2 separate regions of the Homo sapiens genome follow, and region 1 is linked to region 2. A link is a contact called in ENCODE Hi-C or POLR2A ChIA-PET data. All regions are on one chromosome and are shown on one strand. Each heading gives the region's core, a stretch centred on a gene start or an enhancer-like site at or near the end of the contact. The rest is flanking DNA. Distances are from core to core; before and after follow the strand shown.

The links. Hi-C counts contacts between places; a loop is a spot of excess contacts on that map. ChIA-PET counts read pairs that join two places held with the same protein, here RNA polymerase II (POLR2A). Pooled maps may share reads with other maps.
Region 1: a loop to region 2 is called in a map with no recorded cell type, with 2.6 times the contacts of the local background. The contact joins two enhancer-like sites. A Hi-C loop is called at or near these places in 2 of 37 single-sample maps with no recorded cell type and 3 of 50 pooled maps. POLR2A ChIA-PET finds 5 or more read pairs at or near these places in 1 of 52 experiments (GM12878).

What each region holds. Positions count from the first base shown.
Region 1 is chr21:15,057,808-15,060,507 of GRCh38, forward strand. The region is part of intron 1 of NRIP1 (nuclear receptor interacting protein 1); the gene reads right to left. Among named protein-coding and RNA genes, the nearest start is that of NRIP1, 5.8 kb to the right of the region's middle. RefSeq lists an enhancer at 1,086-1,135. Within about 2 kb of position 1,253, at least 6 of the 41 ENCODE cell types and tissues checked have a DNase peak (open chromatin) inside an H3K27ac peak, as active enhancers do.
Region 2 is chr21:14,602,057-14,604,756 of GRCh38, forward strand. It overlaps a transcript of SAMSN1 not described here. Among named protein-coding and RNA genes, the nearest start is that of SAMSN1-AS1, 21 kb to the left of the region's middle. RefSeq lists an enhancer at 605-744. Within about 2 kb of position 1,340, at least 3 of the 41 ENCODE cell types and tissues checked have a DNase peak (open chromatin) inside an H3K27ac peak, as active enhancers do.

The DNA.
Region 1 (2,700 bases), core at 3-2,502, 460 kb after region 2:
ACATGTCACAGGGGAACTGGAAGGATTAAAAGACAAAATGTGTGTAAAGCTTCCAGCACAATGTCTGGCACAAAACGGTTGCCCCAAAAAGTTCAATACTCTTCCTTTCCCTGCTCCCCCTCCCAACAAAACAGGAAAAGGCAACAGCCAAGTAACTAAACAACTTCTTAATATTCCAAGTTTCTACCCAATCATCTCTTCTTCTTTTAAAACCACAGGCTTGAAATCTTTACTGTTTACTGTCAACAACGGCATATACTGCTGTACAGTCAGAATTTTAGAATTTAGAAATCAAATATAACCCCCTTATTCAACAGATGCTGCCGGGGGAGATAAAAGGGCTTTCCTTTTATCTGTATCATCTTGATTTAGTAGCAGAACCTAAACTCGAAAAATAAACGTGGAATAACAGGAATACTATTTTTTAACATGTTTTTCAAAAATCAAACCTGAGCCTACATAACCCATTGTGCAAACAGTCCCTTTAGGAGAAAAACTGCAACTGTGATTAATTTCTCTCAAGAATATTTATTTCCCATTTGGAGAGTTTCACATGTTTCCAAACATATTTTCTTGATGTCCTCCATGTCATTGTGTATTCTCTCCTTCCCTTAATTTGTTTCTTTTCCAGTGTATAAATCTATTGCTCTATTATAGATTATTATAATATAAACTCATAAATTCAGGAATTTAAAAAAAATCTTTAAAAGCATGCTTCTCAGAAATCATTACACTCTGTTAAACACTTGCTATCTCTCAACTTCTAGATAGATTCCTCAAGAGAGAAGTCCTTTTTTCATTCTGAACTTCTAATTCTCAAATTTTGATTGTGTCCTGTTAGTTACCAAACACACCATTATACTACTACTCTCATTTCAATATTGTACATAAACGATTCCCCATCTTACTAATGAAATGCTTTTTTAAAGCAGTAACATATTTAACATGTGCACATGTTATGAAGAGTATAGGCAAACTCAACTATTAAAAACATGTAACTATAAGGAAAGCCATCTTAGACACTATATGTGACTACAGCTAAGCTTTTCTCTTAAGTATCTAAAGCAAATCACCAGACTTTTACATAGTACCCTCACATAGCTAGATAAGAAAGTAAAAGTAAAATAATGAAAGCAGACTCTAAACAGCAGAAGCTCCAAACTCCTTAGTTTCTCTGTTGTGCTCAATCCTTTAGCAAATTACAGGCCTGAAAACAAGGAGTAGCTCTATCACTTAACAAGTGACTAAGGAATGACTTTGTTAATTAGAAGTCCAAGGGTGAGAGGCTCCTTTCCACCAAAGCTCTGAATAAACATCAACATCAGGTCAACCAGAGTTGTCTTGGTCCCAGGAGTAGCTTAAGCGGATGACTCAAATTCCCAGCAGAATTCTAGTTTAATATTTATTGGAACTCCGAGCTTAGTCACACAGTGACTTGGAATTTAAGACACATGGGGTCTCTTCTTTCCATCCTTAAAGATATTTTTGCTAAGTGACACAAAGTTAAAGAGGCAAGATGGGTTTTAATTTAGAGTTTTTATTCCCTGAGGTGTAAGAAATTAAAATTTTATTTTCTGGGGAGAGTGAACCATACTAGCTCTGAATTTCAAACACAACTATTAACCCTGTCAGATAATTCTATTATCAAGTTTTACAAAACTGTTTACTATTATTATTTTTTTTTGCTACCCCAGCCCTATGTATTGAAAGTGGAAAGAAGGAAGGGAGGGAAGGAGGGAAGGAGAGAGGGAGAATGGATGAATGGATGTATGTCACAATCACCTTTCTAGCCAAAACTGCAACATATGCTGGAGTTCTTGAAATTATTTCAACCAAAAAAAGAATCACAGGACTCATAATTTGTTTAGCAGGTAATTATTTGCCCCATTATCTTCAAGAACAATCTATCTTAAAACTGTGTATAGCTTTTTAAGAAATCTTAATACTAAGAGGATCCTTTTTTTCATAACCCCAAAGAGTGTTTTCTTCCTCTATTTTTGAATTGCCAGCCTTCTCAATTCTTTAAATCTGATTCACATTATACTACTTTTAGAGTTCTAGGCTAAATGTTTATCCATAGCATGATTCAAGGTATTAATTTCAACAAAATACTAATATAATGATAAAATGTATCACATTTATTTTCAACTCTTTCCTATTCTTCTGATTTAAGAACTTAAAGAAAAATATTTTATGTTTCGGGTGCATTTTGATAAGCTAAAATACCACAACTTTTGTAATTCTTCATTTGTAATATTTGCAAGATAGTGTAGGGATCAATTTGAATTTCAAGGTTCATGATATAGAGTATGTACCATAACAGTGAGAAAAGTTAGTATAAATTCCTACTCATCTCAGTTTCTATATTTATTGCAACAAATTAAAACTGCATTTCATAACTCGTAGTAAAACAAAAGGAAAGTTCTGTTTTAAATAAACTCCAACCTTCAGAATCCTATACATTCAGTATCCATCAACCTGAACACTAAATTTCAAGAAAAAACAACAGATGGGCATCCATATAATAGTTTGCAAAGAAACCCTGATAAGACTTCAGGAGTTTCTGTGGTCTCTATTTTCCCCCTACCATGAATCATAGGTAATGTGCTTAAATAAAGCATTATTTCTGCAGTTATTTACATGTTTATCTTTATCAGAGATCCTATAAAAGAATTATCCAGTTCACCACCCAAACTTTAG
Region 2 (2,700 bases), core at 90-2,589:
TAGGTATGTATGTTGTTACTTAGAAAATCATCTTCATTTAGATCTAAGAAAAGAGATAACTGTTACATACAGAATATCAGACATTACAGGATTTAGGAAGTTTCGGTGCAATTTAACACTCATGTTTTTATTTAGTCTGTAAGACATTACATTGGCTACGTCAAAAATATTTTTTTTTGTTAAATATATGCTATTTTTCTTTTTTTTTAACAAGAAACAGATCAAAATAAAATAGAAATTTAACAAAATAGGGATGCCGCTGACCATCTGTGTCCCTGAGGAAGTGATGGAAATTCACTGTGACTCCCTTTCTTGGTAATAATAGGATTGTGGACTAGCTACAAAAGCCACTTCTAACTTCAACATGCTATGACTCCATGCAGTTATCACCTCACCTGTTTCTATTAAACTAAGCTTTCCACCCCTGGCATTTTGAGCTTCATTAGCTTAGGTCTTCTCAACATGAATTATTTATGTTGAAATTGTTCTATGCATGCTTTAGTGAAAGCTTTGCAATGTAGCATCCATTTGCTTGCAGCTAAATGAAACCTTTTCAAATGCAGCAGCACTTCCCTTTTAGCTCCTGCAAATGGGAGCTTCATTTATTTAAGTCTGAAATATATGGTATGTTAAAAGAGGACAAGACTTTATGGGTCACTTAATCCAAGCCTCTTATTTTACAGATAAGGAGAGTGCAACCCAACATCACCTGGTCAGCAGACCAGGGCCGTTTCCTTTCACTTTCACTCCTATTTACTTGCAACCATTGCTTCAGTTTTCTACTATTCCTCATTCTCATATTCTGCAGTGGAAGCAGGGACAGGCAAGTCCTATCCTCCATGCACAGTGATAAATAGGTGCAGATTTTTCTCCAGATCTCCATCATAGCTATAGTTAAAAGATATGTTAAATTCACAGCTCAGTCTCAAAGTTATTTGCACCAATAACTTAATATTTAAAATGAGAGTAACCATACAACAGAATTCCAGAAAGTACCTAAATTTTAAACTGAGCTGATTTTTTGATCTGGTTCTTTGAATCAAGAATTTATGTCACAGGGTCAGGCTGCTAGAAGCTGAGCTTTTGCAGCTTGGTTTTTAGTTTCTGAACTGGGAAAAAAAAATATTGCCTCCCCTCTTATTCCTTTCCATCTTGTCTCTTTTAGTCACCTTTTTACAGGAATTTTGAATGACTCCTTCTATAAGCATTCTTCTAGGTGTAGAAAAAGAACAGTAAAGTGGCCTCCTGTGTTCTAGAATCTGGAATCAAGCTGAGAAAATAAGATACGAATATGTGCAATGCACTTTCATAACAACACAAGGCAGAAAAATGAGTGATTCACACACAATACTATGGAGAGAGACCACTATGACTCAGAGAACTTGTGGAAGAGACAAGGCCAGAATGGAAGCTTGAAGAATGGATACAGTTTGAAAAAGTGGAAGGAAAGGAAAAGGTGTAAATATAGCAGTGATTCCATGAACCCTGGCCTATTATGCAGCATAAACGGAACATGTTTAATTAAGTGTAGAGATTGAGGCTGGTTAGGCCAGAGGGCAATTCTGGATATAGAGTAAGAGGAGGTAGGGCTGGATAGGTGACTGAGGCCAAATTGTAATGGGCCCTGAGTACCAGATGGAAGAATTTGGGCATAAACCATTAGACCAATGTTGTAAATATAAATATCTACAGGAATCAAATATATAACTAAATGAAGTTAATTAGATCAAGAAGGCAATGGGAATTCTACAGTGAGCTTAAAATCCAGCTCCACAGCTAAAGAGTAGCCATGGCTCTGAGCTCTCTCAGTTGAAGTCACCTGAGACTTTGGGTCCTGGATTGGAAATTTCCCTCATGTTTTTCAAGGATATACAAATATACGGATTTTAATGTAAAATTTCCTGATTTTTAAAACGCCATATGGCCCCAAACAAGCTTTTCTTCTGAATAAATTCAGCTATAGAGGTACCATTTTACAGCCCCTGCTGTAAAAAATGGGGGACCTTTAAGGGCTGGGACTAAATTAGGCACACTTAAACCTTTGGTGTCTGGTCTTACACGTTTTTGTTTATTTATGATTCCCAAATATTACTCTCCAAAAATGTTTTATAAAGACAGAATCTATTTGGTCCTAAGTAGCAGCAAAGGCAGGAGTTGAATTAGACAATATGCAGGCTATATTTTCCAAAGTTGGCCACAACCATGCCTCCCATTCCGTGTGTTTTTTTGCAAAGTGACTTTCCCATTCCATCAAGAAATGGAGTCTAATTCTTCTCCTGTTGACTCTGGGGTGATCTTAGTGACTCACTTGTCACAGTAGAGTGCAGTGGAAGTAATATTTTGTGACTTCCAAGGTTAGGTTAAAGAAGCCTTGTATAAGCCGGGGGCAGTGGAGGACCTATATCCCAGCTGCTTGGGACGCTGAGGCAGAGGAATGCTTGAGGCCAGGAGTTTCAGATCAGCTTGGGCAACAGAGTGAGGCCTTGTCTCAAAAAGCAAAAAAACAAAAAAACAATTACAAAACAAGAAACCTTGCAGCTTCTACCTTGGGTTCTTGGGATGTTCATTCCTTGATGCTTCTTCCTGTGATGTGTGAAGCTCCCTTGAATGTTGCACACACTTGAAACCCAACCCTGAGGCTGGGAGAAGATGGAGTGACATGAAAAGGCCACATACATGTTCTGTAGTTGGCTGCCCGGC